Linked DNA regions of Homo sapiens: region 1 is linked to region 2. Evidence: read pairs that join two places in POLR2A ChIA-PET (ENCODE). Cell type or tissue: PC-9. All regions are shown on one strand. Each heading gives the region's core, and the rest is flanking DNA. Links, peaks and the distances in the headings are about the cores only.

Region 1 (10,641 bases), core at 2,303-6,302, 580 kb before region 2:
ATAGGAAAATGTGTACTTGCTATTAAAACTCAGTCACGGCCGGGCGTGGTGGCTCACGCCTATAATCCCAGCACTTTGGGAGGCTGAGGTGGACAGATCACCTGAGGTCAAGAGTTCCAAACAATCATGGCCAACATGGTGAAACCTTGTCTCTACTAAAAATACAAAAATTAGCCGGGCATGGTGGCGCATGCCTGTAATCCCAGATACTCGGGAGGCTGAGGCAGGAGAATTGCTTGAACCCAGGAGGCAGAGGTTACAGTGAGCCAAGATTGAGCCACTGCACTGCAGTCTTGGCAACAGAGTGAGACTCCATCTCAAACAAACAAACAAACAAACATCAAAAAACTCGGTTACTTATAATAAAAAAATAAGAATATGGCCACATGTGGCAAATCACAATAAACACTTTGTATTCAAAGGAGAAAAATAATGAAAAAAATCTTGAATGTATCGTTCATATTTACCACTATTTTGCTATTGAGTCTCATTTATTATGTATCCTATATGTCTGTAGCTAGAGCTTAGCTACATGCTGAGAGTGAAGTTACAGAACTGACTATAACCAGATGCTTAATGAATGCTATTTGATAGTGTTGAATATGCATTGAGCCTCAATCAATACTATACACACACATACATATGTAAAACACGAGAGCATGGTATGTGCATATCTGTGTGTGCATATATATAATATACACGTGTATATGTGTGTGCACGCATATGTGTGTGCATGCATATATAATATACACATGTGTATATGTGTGTGCACGCATATGTGTGTGCACGCATATATGTAATATACACATGTGTATATGTGTGTGCACGCATATGTGTGTGCACGCATGTGTATATGTGTGCACGCATATGTGTGTGCATGCATGTGTATATGTGTGCACGCATATAATATATACACACATATGTATATATACATGCATGTATATATGCACGCACACACACATGCACTACTGTCACATACTATAGGTGTTAATTCCAGAATTGGTACTATGCTTCCAATCCTAATTTATATAAAAACAACTGAGACCCTGACTTAAGTGTAGTACACAGTATACCAGTAAAATGAAAATGCAGTTTTAATCTGTATTTAAATTGCAGTTTAATCTCTGCCAAATAAATTAAAATACAAATTTGGCATTAGATTTTCATAAACCAGGGTAAGCATGAGTTTGAAATCTTTGCTCTCATATTTTCCATCTAATTTAAAATATCCTCAGCCTGCAAGCCGGAAGGTAATACTCCCACCAAGTAAAAATTTCTTTTACATTTGTCTATGAGCAAGCCATTAGAATGGTAACCGTGGAGGTAATGTCCAGAAGCTTCTTGAAAATGCCATGGGAAACCTATGTCAGGTTGTAATTTTTCTAAAATCAATCATCTAGTCTGATGTCATTTGAATGGAGAAATTATTATCATTTATTAACCTAATGTAATTCTGATTGAGATCTCTACTGTTTAAAAGAAAACCAATTTTAAGAGTAGTCAAGATAAACTAGCTCGTTTCTTAAGGTTTGCCTTTCTACACTAAAAGTCACTTACTTAGGCCGGGCACAATGGCTCATGCCTGTAATCCCAGTACTTTGGGAGGCTGAGGTGGGTGGATCACCTGAGGTCAGGAGTTTGAGACCAGCCTGGCCAACATGGTGAGACCTTATCTCTACTAAAAATACAAAAATTAGCTGGGCGTGGTGGCGGGCGCCTGTAATCCCAGCTACTTGGGAGGCTGAGGCAGGAGAATTGCTTGAATCCGGGAGGTGGAGGTTGCAGTGAGCTGAGATCGCACCACTCCACTCCAGCCTGGGCGACAGAGCAAGACTCCTTCTCAAAAAAAAAAAAAAAGTTACTTACATAGCAAATAGTTTTCATTACTCCATCTTGTATACATTATCTGAAAACAGTCCCTGAGGCTAAGAAACAAAAAGCCAATGCAATACCCAACTTGGAAGACAGAATTACAGCTCTCATAAGTAATTCATTTCGCTTAAGCTGTGGCTTTCACAATTAATAACAACTACGGGGCATGTTGTCACTTTTTAACATTGCCTACTACCTACAACTCTCTGCTGTCACATTGTCAAAGAATTTTGATATTATCATGTTTCGAGAAAGCAAATCTGAATTGATATCCTAGGGAATAATTATTTCTTTTCCTACTTAACATTCATAATTAGGAGGTTGGTAGAATTCTCAAATCTTGTTGATTTAAATATATTTAGAGAACGTGAATTGATACAAACACTTTAGATGTCAGTTAAGTGAAATAATTAATACCACCATGCAATTTGGTATCTAGCCTAGAAGGACTGAAGAAGCATTCACCTATAATCAGCAATTCTACTCCCAGGCACACACACTAGCAGAGCTTCCCAACTGGTGTGCCAAGGCACCCTAGTATGCAATGAATGGGTGACAGGTGTGCCCAGATATGGAACTCAGCTCTCTAGTTCAGCAGAAGCCCCCAGGCCAGGACATAGCTTTACTTCTTTAACCTGGTGTATTGCACACATATCATCTATCATTTTCTATGTGTGCCGTGACACAAGAAAGGTTAGGGAACATTGATGGAGAAATGATTGCATATATGCGGTAGATACAAACACAGGAATATATGTATACTTAGGTGCAATGTTTGTAATAACTAACAACTGAAACATCACAATGCTCATCCATCAACTCATCTGCTAGGAAATTCTGTAATACTCCTACAATGCTACATTATACAGCAGTGAAAACTAATGAGGAATGCTATAAGCGTTGACATGGATAAATCTAAGGCTATAATGTAGATTTTTTTTTAAAAAAAGGCATGTCCCAGAAAAAGACATACAATAGGATTTCATTTTTATAAAGTTCAAAAACATGAAAAACTAATCAATATACTGTTTAGGGATATATAGAAATGTGATAAAACCATTGAGAACCGCAAGAGAATTATTAACACAAAATTTAAAACTCTGGTTACTTCTGAGGGTACAAGAAAAGTATAGAATCAGGAATGAGCCCACAGGAGACACTAGAAGTAATGGTAATATTGCTTTCTTAAACTAGGCTGTAGGTACACAAATGTTCTCTGTATAGTTATTCCATAAGCCTTACAGATGTTTTATAAATATTTTGTATCTACTCAACATTTAATAAACATTTTTTAAAAGCTCTATTTTGTCCAAAGTAGACAATGAATGTATCTGCCATCTCTGCAGCAGTATGAGTCTGTGGAACAGGAGGGACTGAAAGCATAAATTATATAGAAACTTTCACAGAAGCCCCTACAGACTCACACAACTCCAACAAAAAAGATTTGAAAGCTACCAACATAATTAAAATTAAAACTAAATTCAATGTGCTATCATTTTATGAGGCACCATATGTGAGAATTTTAACATTAAATGAAATATGAATTTCAAGATTCAGGACTGAATAAACTGCCAGCCTAGGGATGAATAACTGCTTTTGCTATTTTCTAAACAGTCAACATTTCACTGTGTATCTAGACCTCACAAAAGACATTTACAGAATGACAATACTTTAATTCATCATGTATTTCCAGCAATGTTTGCTTAGTCAAATGACTGTCTGTCAGGCAGGTTTATAAAGCTGCAAGAGCAAGAACTTGGTATGTTTCAACTGATATAACTACCAAGGATAACATACCACAGACGCTTTAAGAATTCCTTCCTGCCTGTACTCTGTCTCTTGTATTTTGTGGGCTGCACAATGGGAAGCCATTTTTTTTAAAGCATTGGATATTTTGCCAACCCAGAAGAGATATAATAAACCACAAAGGTATAAACTTAACTTCTAAATTAATTAAATTTATTATTTGTGATTTGAAATATTTAAAAAACCAGTTTGAACTCTCCCTTTAATATTAAAAAAATTAAACAAAAAGAACCACTTAAAAGCAGATAGGTTAATGTTTACACAAAGGCAATTTTTTTCCTTCGCTTTTTTTTTTTTCTTTAAAGTTTTAATGGGTGAATGACCTTGCTGGAATTCCCCTGTCAGTTCTGGAGTATCTATTTGGAACTTTCAAATAGAAACCACTTTTGTAAGTGGCATTAGAATGGTATGCCAAGTAGTATCTGTCTCAATACCTTGAACTTGAATGTTACACCACAGATGAATCAATAAACTTTACACAAAATGAAAGGTTTCCCTTCCCCACTTAGGCCATTTAAGAAGAGATCAAGTATAAATATATTTGACATTATCACGATGTAGGGTCAATTATACATAGAAAACTTCACGTTTACCCACTTCAAGAAATTTACTCTTGATATGGCTTTAAGTTATTCAAAGACAGGTCTATTTTCAAGTCTGTCAGACATTTAATATATCATGCTAAAGTTAGAATCTGAGTCCATACGTAATTCCTGTGACCTTAGTATAACTACCTAAAAGTCTAGATAATATAAAGCATTTATCATTTTTGTTTTACTTTAGAATTTCTAAGATACCTATTTTCACTGACAGAAATCACTTCAGATAAACTATGAAAAGGCTTCAGGAAACCTTTCCTTTCCAGCATGAGCCAAGTATGAAACTAACCCTAAAGCACTGAAGATCATTCCAGTCATAGGCAACAGGAAGGACAATTTAGAGCAGAAACAAAATATTTCCCCGACCTGGCCACACCTCTAGTTTCACCCTTGGCACTTCTCTCCCCCATTTTCAGAAGGCGAAAGAACAATAAAGATTGCTCTGGAATTTTAGCCTAGTCATCTAGCTTCCTCTCCAAAGCTGTTTTCAGGGCTGAAAAAACGTAACTCAGATTTCATAATCTGAGTTTCTACAGAACATATTGGTGTTTCAGAAGTTGACATGAAGGGCACACAAGAGTGAATGGAGAAAGAGTGGAGTATCAGGGAAATCCAGCAAAGGAAGCACTGCTTTTTAATATTTTTCCTAGAATATTTCAATACACTATTTTATAACAGTGGCTGGAATATTTTCAATATTACAAGTCTTTTAACAAGAATGTTTAAACTATTAACATGACATCATAATAATTATAGGATCAAATTAAAAACCCAGTCATCGTCCTTCCTGCCCAAGCTCACAATGTTTCCTATCCCTATCGTCTCCAATTTAGGATGGGATACTAATGCCACATATAACCGCAATCTTGATTTTTAAAATAAAACTGGAATTAAATTGTTGTGGTTGGGGACAGAGGGAGAGAAAAGACTAGATAATCAAATTGCTTTTTCCCAAGGACTTCTCTCTTCCATTCCTACCTCCCTACTCCCATCTAGTCAGCAAAACAAAAAAACTGTTTTTTCCTTTTTTGAGACAGGTCTGTCACCCAGGCTGGAGTGTAATGGTGTGATCTTGGCTCACTGCAACTTCCACCTCCCGGGCTTAAGTGAACCTCCTGCCTCAGCCTCCCAAGTAGCTGGGACTATAGGCATGTGCCACCACACCCAGCTAATTTTTGTATTTTTTGTAGAGACGGGGTTTCGCCATGTTGCCCAGCCTGGTCTTGAACTCCTGGGCTCAAGTGACTTGCACACCTCAGCCTTCCAAAGTGTTGGGATTAATGGTGTGAGCCACCCCACCCAGCCAAAAAAGAACTTTTGATGATGCTATTTTGGATATTAATAAAATATTTAACATAAAGAATTTGTAACTATTTCCTAACCTTTACTTTCCCAAACACTTTCTTTAAAAGTTATTGCAATATAGAGAGATGTCTGAAAGGATATTAATAAAAATGTTGGCATCCCAGGAGGTGGGGAGTGGAATTTCAAGAACATCTCTTCTTTTATTTTTTACATATTTTAGCTCAAATATATTTGTAACCAAAAAATTCCAATAAAATAATTTTTTTTCAATGCAAAGGTTTTTATGTGAAGTTATCTATCAAACAGTAAACTCTCAAATGCAAAATCAAGACGCACTTTGCCCTCTAAGATACAATTTCATTTTTATAAGTAAGCAAAAATATATTGCCTTTCTGTTCAGGGCTTTCTCTAATTGATCTTCTATACCTTAATGACTCATAAATTAATATCTCCTATTCAGAACTTCTCTCTTTCTCACTTTTCTGTGGTTAGTTTTGATGTATCTTAACCAAAAATATTAATATAATAATAGCAATATATATTAATCCACTGTTCTGAACACTTGATAATTTAATCCTCACAACCCTGTGAGATATTTCTAGTTAAAAGATACACTGTTATCCTCATTTTACAGATTAGGTCCCTGAAAGTAAAGGTGGTTAATATCCCATTTGCAATAGGGTACACTAACAAAATTTGTTAAGTGTTATAGTGAAACAATTTGCTTGTTTTGGATTTCTTTGGAAGCCATTCCCAAAGGAATGATACTTGAAGGAAAGGGATATTTGATTTTGTTATTTTCATTATGTATTTCCATATTTTTTCCCATGATTTTTCTAATGCAGTCGTTCTCAATTAATGGTCGCTGGACCAGCAGTATCAGCATCACCTGGAAGCTTCTTAGAAATGCAGATTCTCAGACCCCAACCAGACCTACTGAATCAGAAACTCTAGGGTAGAACCCAGCAATCTGTTTTTGTTAAGACATACACACATACATTCTCTCCCCTTTTTGTTAAGTTACTCCTCTAGGGTGGTTCTGATGCATACTAAAGTTTGAGGACCATTGTTCTATGTGTAATATATTTATAGTTTTTTTTTTCTTTTTTGAGTTGGAGTCTTGCTCTGTCACCCAGGCTGGAGTGCAGTGGTGCGATCTCAGCTCACTGCAACCTCCGCCTCCCAGGTTCAAGCAATTCTCCTGCCTCAGCCTCACGATTAGCTGGGATTACAAGTGCATGCCACCACACCTGGCTAATTTTTTTGTATTCTTAGAGACTGGGTTTCACCTTGTTGGTCAGGCTGGTCTCAAACTCCTGACTTCGTGATGCGCCTGCCTCAGCCTCCCAAAGTGCTGGGATTACAGGCATGAGCCACCGCACCTGGCCAACATGTATCAGTTATTTTTTAAAAATTGTGGCCAGGTGTGGTGGTTCACACTTGTAATCCAAGTGCTATGGGAGGCCGAGATGGGAGGATCTCTTGAGGCCAGGAGTTTGAGACCAGCCTGGGCAAGAAGATGAGACCCCCATCTCTACAAAAAATGTTTAAAAATTAGCTGGATGTGGTGGTGTGTACCTGTAGTGCTAGCTACTTGGGAGGCTGAGGCAGGAGGATCACTTGAGGCAGGAGGGTCACCTGAGCCCTGAAGTTCTAGGTTACAATGAGCTAATGATTGCAGCACTGTACTCCAGCTTGGGTGACAGAGTGGGATCTTGTTTCTTTTTTTTTTACTTTTCTTTTTTGAGACGTGGAGTTGCTCTCACCCAGGCTGGAATGCAGTGGTGTGATCTCGGCTCACTGCAACCTCCGCCTCCTGGGCTCAAGCAATTCTCCCGCCTCAGCCTCCTGAGTAGCTGGGATTACAGGCATGCATCACGATGCCCAGCTAATTTTTGTATTTTTAGTAGAGATGGGGCTTCAACATGTTGGCCAGGCTGGTCTCAAACTTCTGACCTCAAGTGATCCACCCACCTCGGCCTCCCAAAGTGCTAGGATTACAGGCGTGAGCCACTGCCCCCAGTCAGAATGAGAACTTGTTTCTAAATAAAACAAATAAATTCTCATTTAGCCACATATTTCATGTATTGCGGTATAATCAATTTTTTTTTACCACTTTTATTCCATGTCTTACAAGGGAGCACTCACTTGCATTTATTCCACATTTATTAAGCACCCTCTATGGCCAAAGAATGAGTGCTTGAATAACCAATAGCCTAGGAAGACAGGCAGAAATGCAGGATTCGCAATGTCAGCTGGTAATACAGCAACAGAAGTGCACAGCGTGCAGAGGAGGGGCAAACTGCAGTAGGTCAAGGACTGAATCTGGATCTCTTAGAAAATCTTGCACTCTACTTCTGAGAAACATTGTTTCTTGGCAACACATTCTGCTGCCCTAAACCCCAGGGATCCAAGCCCAAAACAGAGGCATTGCCAGAGCAGCATTCCCCATCAGATAGGGATTAACAAACTCAGTAAGGTCATTCCTCCTTGGTTAGAGTGCAGAGGCCGTGAGAGACAAGTAGAGAAGGTAGCCAGTTTCTGGGTTACCAAAGGGTCCAAAGAGCTTCCCAATTCTAATCTATCATTAACTTCACAATAATTCACCCTTCTTTTTTTTTTTCACCACTACTTCATGTTTTTCATGTCTGTATCAGGTATTTTACAAAATTTTTACTTTTCAAACTTGGAAAGGAAACTGTACTTTTCCAAGTTCATATTCTCCTCCCTAATACTTTAATCACTATTCTGAATTTGGTGTTTACCTCTCCAAATAAAAATTGTACTATTGGCAGGGTGCAGTGGCTCATGCCTGTAATCCCAGCACTTTGGGAGGCCGAGGTGGGCAGATCACGAGGTGAAGACATCGAGACCATCCTGGCTAACACAGCGAAACTCCGTCTCTGCTAAAAATACAAAAAATTAGCTGGGCATGGTGGCGAGCGCCTGTAGTCCCAGCTACTCAGAAGGCTGAGGCAGAAGAATCGCTTGAACCCAGGAGGCAAAGGTTGCAGTGAGCCGAGATCACGCCACTGCACTCCAGCCTGGATGAAAGAGTGCGACTCCATTTCAAAAAAAAAAAAAAAAAACTTGTACTATTGTTCATTTTTGTGAAAATATGAAATGCTTCTGAAATTTGTTTTATTCTACATTTTCCCCTTTTTTTTTTTGAGATGGAGTCTCACTCTGTCTCTCAGGCTGGAGTGCAAAGGTGCAATATCAGCTCACTGCAACCTCCACCTCCTGGGTTCAAGTGATTCTCCTGCCTCAGCCTCCTGAGAGCTGAAACTACAGGCACACACCACCACGCCTGGCTAATTTTTGTATTTTTAGTAGAGACAGGGTTTTGCCATGTTGAGTAGGCTGGTCTTGAACTTCTGGGCTCAGATGATCTGCCTGCCTTAGCTATTTTTCTAATTTTCTATTTCTTTATTATTTTTATTATGAAATTCAGAAAGTATGTCCGTATGTACTGTTAGAATTTTATATTCATCTAACATACTTTCAAATGTACTTTTTCTCAATGGCTATCAACAGGGGATAGGCCTTCTAATAATCATGCTGCTTTATAAACTGTCAGGCATTTTCATTAGAGAACTTTATTATCTATTTCTACTTTATTCAAAATATCATCCCACACTGATAGTTTGCATATAATTATGTAATCTATTTGCATCAAGATGCTTTTGATTTCAGCATACTATATTTCCACAATTGATATCTCATATATAATTACTTGATAAATGTTAATTTGTTTAGAAGTGCCCCGATTGCATTTAATCCCCTTCCTAGGGCAGCACAAAGTGGGAAATCTCTGCATTGTATAACCCCAAATACTTCTTCACTGGATAACTCTCTGCCAAGATAATATGAATCCTTCCTGCCCCTCAAAACATTAAAATCCCCAACAGAATCCTGCTGAGATAGAACCAGAGGGGTAATCCCCAATTTCTGTCCAAGCATCTCTCTGCGTGACCCTTGAAACACACATGCATGGATAGACTCATAACAGCACAGCCAAAGAAACAAAATTGGAACTGATATCCGAGCTTCTATCTTCTGTCTGCATCTTGGAGAGTGAAAAGCAGCAGTAATTCTGGAGGGTCATGTGACCTGACTGGAGGAGGTAGCTACCAGTCAGAAGTATACAAGTAAATACTTCTCCTTGGCTTGCAGCCTGGGGCAAAGGTTAGTCAGTTTTCAGAATACCCAGTAGAGGAAGGAGTTCCTCTTCACGTGGAAAAATGGAATTCAAAAATCCCACTGTTTCCCCAGTTTCCTGAAATCACTCATGATACCAAAGACACAGTGGCTATTTACCCAATGCCTTTCTAAATAACATTTAGGCTCTTACAAGGCCAATAAGTTTCACAACTTATATTCAACATGATTTTTGAGACTGATCTATGTTGATACGTGAAGCCCTATAATTCATTGTTAAATTTTATTCCAATGAATGAATAGTCCAGCAAAGCTCATTCATTCACTTTCCTTTTGATGACTGTGTAGGCTGTTTCCTTTTTTTTCTTTTAAAACAGTAATGCAATGAACATTTTTGTAGATTACTTGGGTAAGCATGAAAGACTACCATATTTTCTAAAACATGTGCCTAAGTATCTGCCCACTTTGCTTTCAACCAAAAATGTAGTTCTTTCAAAATAGCCAAATGAGAAGGAGAGGGGAGCCTAGACAATAACTAAAGGTCTACATACCAATTTGGGGGACTCTGAGACATCAGGGAACCTTGATGAGCCTGAGGACCTCCCCAGGCTGCCAAGAAAATAAGTAAAGGTGATTCTGGGTTGGGGCTTATGGTAGACACATGAGATTACAGGATGATATGGTTTGGCTGTGTCTCCATTCAAATCTCAACTTCAATTGTATCTCCCAGAATTCCCATGCATTGTGGGAGGGACCCAGGGGGAGGTAATTGAATCATGGGGGCTGGTCTTTCCCATGCTATTCTCATGATAGTGAATAATCTCTTATGAGATCTGATGGGTTTATCAGGGGTTTTCACTTTTGCTTCTTCTTCATTTTCTCTTGCCGCCACCCTGTA
Region 2 (10,641 bases), core at 3,705-7,704:
AGGCGCTCTCCAGTACATCCTTCCTGGCTTGTCCTACCTAGACTTGGGCACTGGTTCTATCTCTGCTTCATGACTGTCTTGGAAATCCCATTAGTCTCAGCCATCAAGAATTGCCCCTCTCCCCAGGTGCCAAAACCTACCTTGGTCCCTGCAGCTGCACCTGACTCAGGGGCCTGGAACACCATAGCATTCCAGACTCCTGGCCTGGGGGGTGGAATGGGGAGGTGGCGTGAAGAAGGGGTGGGAACTAGAAAATAAGAGACTGGGTTGAAGTGGACAAGGAGGAGAACAATTTGCGTGGGTATTACAAAGACAGCTAAAAATATTCTCCCTGGGTGCTCGGGGTGGGGAGTGGGCTGAGTGCTTTACAGGCCCCGCGGTAGCAAGATTGCAACATTCAATTCATTTCCAGTACCCCTGGGGATAAACTGAGAACCCCTGCTGTCAACCCCAATGATGTGGCCTCAGCCTGATTCTTTGGCTTTCAGGTATGACCTCTAAGGAATGACAGAAGGGTTGTTTAAGTGGAGAAAAATGTTTTCAAACTCCAAGCAGTGTGCTAAAGCACTTTTTTTGTCCATTCTACTTTTGCTCCAAGAATGTCTTCTTTTTTACTTCTGGAGGTCTTGATGCTGACAGCAAGCACCTGGCTTTTTCTGATCTGAAAGTCCTGTTTGTCGCCTCACAATGGGCCTTGCTTCTATTTTATGATATCCTCTATTTCACACCCTCAACACTTGTCAGCAGAGGATATAGGAAACAATCAGCTCTATGAACTGGGCGCTATCAGTATTTGCCTTCCGGCCTCGTCATGGGTCACAGGCTCTGACGCAGGCATGATGCCATGGGAGACTTTACCTGGTTACCCAGCCGCTCACACCCCCAGAGGTGCACAGCGCTCGTCGTCACTCAGATCCATCCAAACAGAAATCTTTCCTTCAGAGTCACTCTCGCTTGGCCTCATCTTCCTCCATAAACCCAACCTCGGAAAATTTTCCTATCCAGCTTTAAAAACAATTAGTGACTACCTGAATGGGAACACAGGTGGCATATTTATCAAAATTTCAGATGATACAAAATCAAGTAGGAAATCATAAAATAGGGTAACAGAATAAGGTTCCATGTCCGCCTTGATAGGTTACAACAAGGAACTGAATTTAACAAGATGAAATTTATCAGCAGTAAATGTGAAGTCCCACCCTTGGGCTTAAAAAACAAACAAAAAAACCCAGCACAGCTGTACAAATTCAGAATTTGGAAAAAGAAGCTAAAAGTGCTACACATTGATTGCAAACTCATTGTGAGTCAAGAGTCAAAAAACCTAAGGCAAGTTTAGGCTGCATCATTGGAAATGTAGAATATGAACAAGGGAGATAAGGGAGGTGATGATCCTGCACTCAGCATTGCAGGACCACACCTGATGTGCCGTGTTTCATTCCTATATCACTCTATTTTTTTATTTTTTGGAGACAGAGTCTCGCTCTGTCGCCCAGGGTGGAGTGCAGTGGCACGATCTCAGCTCAGTGCAACCTCCGCCTCCCGGGTTCAAGCAATTCTCCTGCCTCAGCCTCCCGAGTAGCTGGGACTACAGGCGCACACCGCCACGCCCGGCTAATTTTTTGTATTTTATTAGAGACGGGGTTTCACTGTGTTGCCCAGGCTGTTCTTGAACTCCTGAACTCAGGCAATCCACCTGCCTTGGCCTCCCAAAGTGCTAGGATTACAGGCGTGAGCCACCGCACCCGGCCCCTACATCGCTTTAAAATGAACACTGATGAGCTCTGGTGCTTCAGAGAGAGGTGGAAACAGGGAGATGGAGAATCTGAGAATCTGGAAATTAAAAAAACAAATGAAGACCATGGCCATGAAAGAACTAAGGAAGTTTAAGCCAGAAGAGAAAAAAAGATTTAAGGGAGACATGAAAGCTATTTTTCAGGCCAGTCACAGTTGCTCATGCCTATAATCCCAACACTCTGGGAGGCTGAGGCAGGTGGATCACTTGAGGTCAGGAGTTCCAGACCAGCCTGGCCAACATGGTGAAACTCCGTCTCTACTAAAAATACAAAAATTAGCTGGGCGTGGTGGTGAGCACCTGTAGTCCCAGCTACTCGGGAGGCTGAGGCAGGAGAAACACTTGGACCCGGGAGGCAGAGGTTGCAGTAAGCCAAGATCACACCACTGTACTCCAGCTTGGGTGACAGAGAGAGACTCCGTCTGAAAAAAAAAAAATTATTTTTCAGCACTTTATGGACTGCCCTATACAAAAGGGATAAGGCTTCCCCTGCCCTGCTGCCCACCCAATTCTGGAAGACAAAGCTGGTCCATTTAAGTTAAAGGGAGCTAAATTTCAGTCCAGCTGGAGAAAGAAAAGAGCTTTCTTTCTCTTTCTTTCTTTCTTTCTTTCTTTCTTGCTTGCTTGCTTGCTTGCTTGCTTTTTGACAGAGTCTCGCTCTGTCACCAGGCTGGAGTGCAGTGGCATGATCTTGGCTCACTGCAACCTCTGCCTCCCAGGTTCAAGCAATTCTCCTGTCTCAGCCTCCTGAGTAGCTGGGACTACAGACAGCACGCCACCATGCCCAGCTAATTTTTGTATTTTTAGTAGAGACAGGGTTTCACCATGTTGGCCAGGATGGTCTCGATCTCTTGACCTCGTGATCAGCCCACCTCGGCCTCCCAAAGTGCTGGGATTACAGGCTTGAGCCACTGCGCCCGGCCAAGAGCTTTCTTTTCTAACAGTGAGAACAGCCCGAAGTTGGGATGGTCTGCTGGATTAGGTAATGAGCTCCCTGACACTAGAGATATTCAGCCAAAAGCTGAAGGATCACGTATCAGGGATGCTGCAGAGAGTATTCTTGTATTCGTCAGAGGATTAGATCTGATGACCTTCAAGGACGCTTTCATCTCAGAGATGCTCTGATTCTGGGGGAACTCTATTATAATTTATTATACCATCCCCTACATGAGAATATCTAATTCCTTTTGGTAAAGCAATAAAGCTTGTGAATTTAGGCAATATTTCCCAGTTCTTTTCAGACTCAGTTTTGAAATTTCGGATAAAAAGCATAGACTCTAGAGACAACTGCGTCTCTAGACCTTAACTCTGTTACTTATCAGCTGTGTGACCTTGGGCAAGTCACTTAACCTCTCTGGGCCTCATTTCCTCATTTATAAAATAAGGATAAGTATAGTGCCTACTTCATTGAGACGTTATGAGTATTAAATAAATTAGTATTTGAAAAGCACTCAGAACATTGCCACCACATAGTATTATAAATGTGTTTATTACATTAAAAATCATGTAAAATAGCTTAAAACAAGTACTAGGAACAGTCTCAAATGGTTTAACAAATGGTTTAAGGAGGTCCTCCTTTACCAACTTATCACCAGCAGCTCTGGAGGTAAAATAGCCAGGAGCACAGGGGTAGCAAAAAACAAAAAAACCAAAACAAACAAAAAAAAAACAAAATCACATAGGCTCCCTATGCTCTCAGAAGGAAGAAAAAGCTTCCTGCTGTTGGTGTACGGTAACCTCCACAAAGGCCTGTGTGTTTAATGACACCAGATTATCCCTACCTCCCCCATCCCTCCTCTCCCTTCTTGGAGTTGCTGGGAGGCCAGGGGTGTGCTGCAGTGTAACAGAGCTGCGTCAGGGGAGGCTGGGGGCCAGAGCCTGTTAGATATACAGGGCCTGTTTGAGGGAGCTTAATATCCTCTTACTGGAATAACTATTGTCCCAGCTTCTCAACAAATACCAACCGTCATTAATAAAAGGACTAATAAAAGCATTTATTGCACTCAGGCACTGGTCTTGCTTTCTGTAGCTCCAGGGCCTTGGCAGAGGCAGCCGTTGAGGATGAGGGCTGGAAAAGCTGAGGCTCCCCCTGCACCCAAGAGCTCAGCCCAGGCCTCCAGCCCAGCCCATCACCCTTCCTAAGGCCAAGGGCCGCAATCGGTGAGATCTCTCGTCAAAGAAGAGCCGGGCAGTCAGACAGTGGGAGACTGGAGCATGAAGATAATGTATCATTTAGGCATCAGACTCCTGGGTCATTGTAAATAGTGACTATAGGGTGGCGAAAAAGAAAAGGTTGCTTATCATGACTTTATTTCAGGAAGCTGAAAGCACATCGTCTTGCAAGACTTTTTCCCACATTTTACAGAGGGGGAAATGAAGGTACACAGGCATTTAGGGGCACATTCAGTCATGTGATATATGGCATCCTTGCCAGAACTGACTAGACTCCAACAGTCCTTACTCCCAAAACTAGTACCACACTGATAGAAAAAGGAAGTGTGAGGCTATATCTATCTCCGCCCAGTCCCGGATTCTGTAAACGCTGTGATCATTGCCATCGCTTCTCTAAATTATTATTGTTATTATTGTAATAACTAGTGGGTAGAGTTGAGTGGGTGGTGTCAGATAATTACTAAGACCCCAAAATTAAAGTGGTTGAGTCCTTAATTTTCCACGGCTGCTCAAGATGAAAATGAAAGCTGGCCTCCAGGGGGCCCTGGGAGGAACCCTAATCTTGAGATAGAGGGAGCCCAGGTGGGGAAGGCAATGGAAGAAGAGCAGGCCCAAAAGGCCTAGGAAGCCACACTTGGAAACTCTAGATCCTGGATTACAGGACCCTGAGTGAGAGAGCACAGTCAAACCAACCTGGCTTCACGTCTTGGGTCTGCTTCTCCTTTGCTGCATGACCTTGGGAATTTACCTAGCCTCTCTGAACTTCAAGTTCCTCATCCATCAAATGAGGATAATAATCATAACTAGTCCCTAGAGCTGTTGTTGTAAGTAAGGGTTAGAGGACAGAGTGTGAGAAATCCAGAAATGTGGGCTCTTTGCTCCCTGAGCCTAGAGCTTTGTCAGTGAGGAGACCACTAACTGTGGGGCTGCAGAACTTTCCTGGCATCGGGGACATTAGGAGGCAGAGTCCTATTCTCAGGACTAGCAGTTCAGTGGGAAACAACTTTAGCCTCAGTTTCCCCCCTATTTAAGACAGGGCAACAAAATCTCTTGGGCCCTCGGCCCCTCCCTGCCCCAAGGGCTGTCAGATGGATAAAGGAGACATGGTCCTGGGAGGAAAGGTGGGCGTTAATAACAGCACCGTGGACCTCTATTATTATTGTCATTATTCTGGCTCTGTCCTGTAAGCAGCGGGGACCCAGGTGACTCACTGTCTGCCTGCAGCAGCCCAACATCGGCCTGTTGGGACTTGCCGGCCTGCCGGGATTCCTCCACCAAAGAGGCCTCTGCTTCTTTCTCAGCTCCCGATGGGAGCTGTCAGGGTCCCCATGGCTGGGTGGAAAGGGAGTGGGAGGGGGCATTTGAGACCACAGTGCACAGCTCAGAGAGGCTGGGACACCTGTGCCAACAGCTACGAGTGAGCCTAGGGCATGGAGTGGCAGGAGCTGGGGCTCCTGGAGGTTGTGGGGTTCGCACCTGGAGAGAGTACCTGATTCCTTCGGAGTGGTCCTGGGAATGGCAGGCCCCAGGGAGAGGGTGGTGAGAGACAGTGACAATTCAGGCCTGGGGCTGACCCTGGGACAGCTCTCCCAGGTGGGATGGGATGGGCAATGGGATGAGGACCAAGCCCCCTCCTCCTCCAGGGGAGCCGCTCTGGGTGGCTGGGGCCTGGCATAAGAAGCCGGTGGCATCAGCAGATGATTCTGAAACTCTGTAACCCAAATGCCTGGGTCCTAAAATCTCAGCAATTGTTGGGGGTAGAGAAAGGGAACTGGGGTGCCTCTGACAGCCACCAAGCCCCCTGCCATGCGAGCTCTCTATAAATGTGATTTGAACAGCTATGACTCACCCGCACACACCCCTGCAGTTTCGTGGTGAGGACACAGCTAATCATAGCTGTGTTTGGGGGAGGAAGAGGGATTTTGCCACAAGCTCCACAACAGTCCCTCCTTCTCCAGGATGGCAAAGCGGGTGTGACTGGCCAGGAGTTTGGCAAGTAGGAGTTTCTGCTTCCCTGGGGATTGGCTCTGCCCAGGGGAAGAGCACACCCCTAGAAGGGCCATTAAGGTCAGGGTTGGTTCCCTGATTTCTGATCAGAGATGACACCAGGAAGATCTGAGCTGGATTCCCTCAGATCTGTCAGTGATGATGTTTGCTTGGGTCTTGTTTTTGTTTTGATTAGAGCTGAAAGGCACCAATTACAGGACACCTAGTTGTATCCCAAACTATTGATGAGGAAATCGAGGCCTCATGAGGGTGAAATGACTTGTTCAAAGTCATAAAGGGAGAGTCTCAGAGGCAGAGCCACAGCCCCAACTGCAGATCTGTTGCTCTTTCTGCGAATTCTTCTATGTCTATTTTGATTCCCGAAGAAATGACAACAAAAACAAAAATATCAGCCACCATTCACTGACTAATACCTGCCAGTTACTAGATTAGGTGGTTTATGTATATTACCTCAGGCTGTGAATGCAGATGAGGCGTTCAAACATCAGGTTTACTTAGATCAACTCCACATTTTCTTCCAGGTCTGAGGTACAATCATTCTGGGGCACATGCTCTCAAATTCCCAGCCATTCTGGCTGTGCTTGCTTTATTTAATTGATCTACTACTTTCTACATGTGAGGATCTTGATTGGGCTCTGGGAATCTACAGATAAAATAGGACAAGTTCTTGACAGTGCACTAGGATCAATGATTTACCAGAGTTATAGACAAAGGATCAGGAATACAGACAAATGTGTACTGAGAAGATGAAGAAGGCTTCCAGATTCAGTGACATTTAGGCAGGGTTTTGAAGGCTGAGTAGGAGTTTGCCAGGTGGGGCTGTAGATGAGAAAGATGAAGTACATGCAAAGATAATCACATGTGGAAGAGCTGGTGGAGTGAAAGTGTTCTGTGTGTTTGAGAACAACAGATAGTTTGAGATAGAGTGTGGTGGAATGAAGGGGAAGGTGTTAAATCACACCACAGATGCGGGTTGAGACTACCTGAGCAAGGCCTTCCTTCCAGGCTAAGGAGGGCACCGCTCAAGAGGTTTAAGCAGACATCTGCTTTGGAAGGCTTCTGAGACTCTTATTCCTACTTTATGTAAATACATAGTCTACCTCTGATGTAGCCTGTCTCTCTCCCGCAGACCTCATTTGTCTGGGCACCTGTGAATATGTTTGTCCACCTGGAATGCTAAGAGGTCGTTCAGTGAGGATGACATGGACTGCCAGCTGTGGTCACAAACTCCTGCTCTTTGCCTCTGCACAAGAACATTCTGGGTGCTCCTCTGGCGTTCCTCTCATTGACTGGGTATTAGTGGGGTCTTTACACCCTGGCATTCTGCTCGGTCAGGCGCTGTCAGATGGCCCATGCAGTGGAGCTGGGCCGTGGACCCACAATAAACCCTTCCCTGTCCCTCTTCTGGTCCCAGCTCCTAGCCTACCCCAAACCAAGCTCTGCCCCTGTGAGAACTGCCCTCTTCACTTCTCCACCCCAACTCACATCCCAGGGTGCTTTAACCTTCCTGTTAGAACATGCTTTCTTTCTCCTGCTTTCTCTCTGGCTGGCTTTCCAGCCCACCCTGGTCTGGGTGCCTGGAATACAGAGGCATTCTTAGTTCTTGTCAGGTTGAAAAAAAGGACCTTTCTTTCATGTGTCTTTTCATTTTTAATCTCAGTTAATCATCCAAAAGAGGCTTCCTGACGGAGAGAACAGAAGATGCCTTTTGGAGCCCGAGAGGCTTGAAGCCAGGCTGTGTGACCTTCAGCAATCATTTCACTTCTCTGAGCTCCAATATCCTCATCTGTAAAATGGGGACATCAGCCCTTACCGGGCAGGGATTATGAGAGATAACATGCTTGTCAATCAATCAAGGAAGGGTTGAGTTCAGTTGAGAGACCCGAGCAGGAAGGGACACATTCCTATGCTTCCTCTAAGAACTGGTACCTTTGCTTCCGGCTAAAAAAACACAAACAAAACAGAGTGTGTTAAATCAGGGCTTGGTGCCGTTGCAAGTGACGCTGTAGTGAAATGGGAAGAAGCCCACCCTCGGTAAGGATCCTAAGGCCTCTGCCAACAGGAGGAAGACGCGTCCTTCCTGTTCCTGAGGGAAATGAAAGGCTGAAGCCAAAGCTATCTTCCAAAGCCCGCAGACAGGTAGCTCTCCGGCTGACCTTTGCCAGGCTGGTAAGCCTCACAGTTTCATTGTTCCACCCGGGCTGGGGAGCTGGTTGGTGGAGTTGGCTTAGAGAAGGATATTTTGTATCTGGCTTTTGGAATGACTAATGAATGAGCTGTCTCCACTGCAGGAGAATTATGCCACTTAAGCAAAACCCAGCCGGGCTGGTCGGCTCTGAGATAGCTAATAGGAAATGCCTGTCAGAGCACTGACGCTTCAAAGCCAAATATATTCTCACTGTGTTCTCTGTTTGCTAAGTTTACTTTATGCAAAATATAACTCAGCTGAAAATATGTAGATGGCAGAGTGCTCGCTCCTTCTCTCTGGAAGAAATTGCAAAGATGGGGAGGAGAGCAGTTCGCAGTTAACTCTACCAGTCCTGCCAGGCTGAGGAACAGCCGGTCCCAGAGATCTACTCGCTAGAATGTCTGTGCCTCTGATGGGTCCATAGCAACTGCAGTCTTCAAAATAGAGGCAACTGCCCTCCTGCCACATTTCCAGACAATGGGAATACAGGGAGCGTGGCACTGGCAATCACAAACAACCCGTCTGTCAACTTGCCCAGTGTTGCAGGGGCCAATAAGGCCATGTGGGGACAATTGAATTTTTGACCTGTTTAGTGGCCTTGCCCACCAATACCCACCTCTCATCGGTGAGGCACAACATCCTCCAACCAAGAAGCAACCAAAACAGTCAGTGACTCCTGTAACCCCTGGATGGAGCAATAGCCAGGTGGATGCTGAAGCAATGTAATCTATGAGAAGAGCACTGGATAGGGAGTCAGGGGAGCTGGGTTCTGGTCCTTCTTCTGCCTCTTCCTCTGCGACCTTGCAGGAAAGGTCTTCAGGCCTTGGCTTCACCATCTATAAATGGAGAGATTGGACCAGCTTGGCAATTTCTAGTGTCACATGACCCTAACATTCCGTATTATACACAACAGAATGGAGGCAGGAGTGAGGCAACTGCACCCCATTCTCAATTCCCTGACGCTCTCCCTCTCTCAAGAATTGCCATAAGGTGCTGGGCATAAAGACAGGATCATCTTTATAGAGATTTCTCAATACCCAAAGTGGAAAAGATCCCCCGAGGCCATGACCGTGGAATGAGCATGTTGCAGATCCCTTGCTGAGGAGGAGCAAAGAGACAGGAACTCCTGCAGCCTTTGACCTGGAAACATCCTGATTCCCATAAGGCCACAGTCACCAGGCAGCCTGCTGGCAGCTCATTCTTCTTCCCAAACACCCTCCCTGCATAAAAGGTCTGGCCTCCTTTATGGAAGGCATTTGGGTTTTACTCCTCTGGGACAGAAGTGGTGAGGGCTGGGCCTAAGGAGCTGTGTGGGCTTCTCAGAAGGACCTGGAGAATAACCATGGAACACCTAAGTGTGTGATGCAGAGTAGGGATGAAAATATGCATTAGACATGAAGAGCTCCCTGTTTTGTTGCAAGATGAGAACATATAGAGGAGGCTGGGCACGGTGGCTCATGCCTGTAATCCCACCACTTTGGGAGGCCGAAGGGGGTGGATCACAAGGTCAGGAGTTTGAAACCAGCCTGGCCAACATGGTGAAACCCCGTCTCTACTAAAAAAACAAAAATTAGCCGGGCGTGATAGCAGGCACCTGTTATCCCAGCTACTCGGGAGGCTGAGGCAGGATAATGGCTTGAACCCGGGAGGCAGAGGTTGCAGTGAGCCAAGATTGAGCCACTGCACTCCAGTCTGGGGGACAGAGTGAGACTCCAACTCCAAAAAAAAAAAAAAAAAAAAACCAATATATAGAGGAAACAAAGAATGTTGTAGGGTAAATCACTTGACACTGACATTGCTTTTTAAGCACATTAGAAGTTCAGAGAGGTAACGCCCTTGGGCCAGTTGCTGAATCTCTGAGCCTCAGTCCTCATCTATAAAATGGGGATGATGATGACTTCCCGTCACTACAGAGACAATGTATATAGAATGCCTCACACACCACCCAGCACATTTTAATCACTCAATAAAAAGAAGCTATTAATATTTTTATAGTCAAGGCTTAGAGGAGAGCTTCTCAACAGAATGGGTTCCAGGTGAGCAGAGACCTGACCCATCCCTTTAGCCCTTGGGGCTTGGCCTGGGGTGTCTGGACCCCCTAGCTGGCCCTTCTCAGGCTGCCAGCAGTTCCTGCAGTGTGTCACACAGACAGTATCCATTCCTTCGTGTGCAAAGAACATTGGGAAGCCCTGACTTAGAGACCTCCAAGTAGGCTTCAAAACCTACAAGGCCGACCAGGCATGGTGGCTCAGGCCTATAATCCCAGCACTTTGGGAGGCTGAGGTGGGTGTATCACCTGAGGTCAGGAGTTCGAGACCAGCCTGGCCAACATGGCAAAACCCCATCTCTACTAAAAATACAAAAATTAGCCGGGTGTGGTGGTGCGCCCCTGTAATCCCAGCTACTTGGGAGGCTGAGGCAGGAGAATTGCTTGAACCCAGAAGGTGGAGATTGCAGCAAGCCGAGATTGTGCCACTGCACT

The links. Peaks named below come from ENCODE experiments on the same cell type or tissue, not always from the same donor. Only the 100,000 strongest peaks of a DNase experiment are listed, where the experiment ranks them.
Region 1: POLR2A ChIA-PET joins it to region 2 with 8 read pairs; 1 of 35 experiments calls an interaction of 5 or more read pairs at or near these places.

Annotation. Positions count from the first base shown.
Region 1 is chr3:185,311,300-185,321,940 of GRCh38, reverse strand. It overlaps a transcript of MAP3K13 not described here. Among named protein-coding and RNA genes, the nearest start is that of MAP3K13, 47 kb to the left of the region's middle. RefSeq lists an enhancer at 9,692-9,741. In PC-9, for the core only: a CTCF peak has its summit at 4,374; DNase peaks (open chromatin) are centred at 3,570, 4,060 and 4,710; H3K4me3 peaks cover 1,219 bases; H3K27ac peaks cover 3,409 bases.
Region 2 is chr3:184,735,906-184,746,546 of GRCh38, reverse strand. It overlaps LOC107986163 (a long non-coding RNA gene), which reads right to left. Exons shown (of 5, transcript NR_160768.1): 4 at 8,776-8,995; 5 at 7,602-7,912. Among named protein-coding and RNA genes, the nearest start is that of MAGEF1, 29 kb to the right of the region's middle. RefSeq lists enhancers at 1-378, 5,383-5,901. In PC-9, for the core only: no CTCF peak of the experiment used is centred there; a DNase peak (open chromatin) is centred at 5,896; H3K4me3 peaks cover 100 bases; H3K27ac peaks cover 456 bases.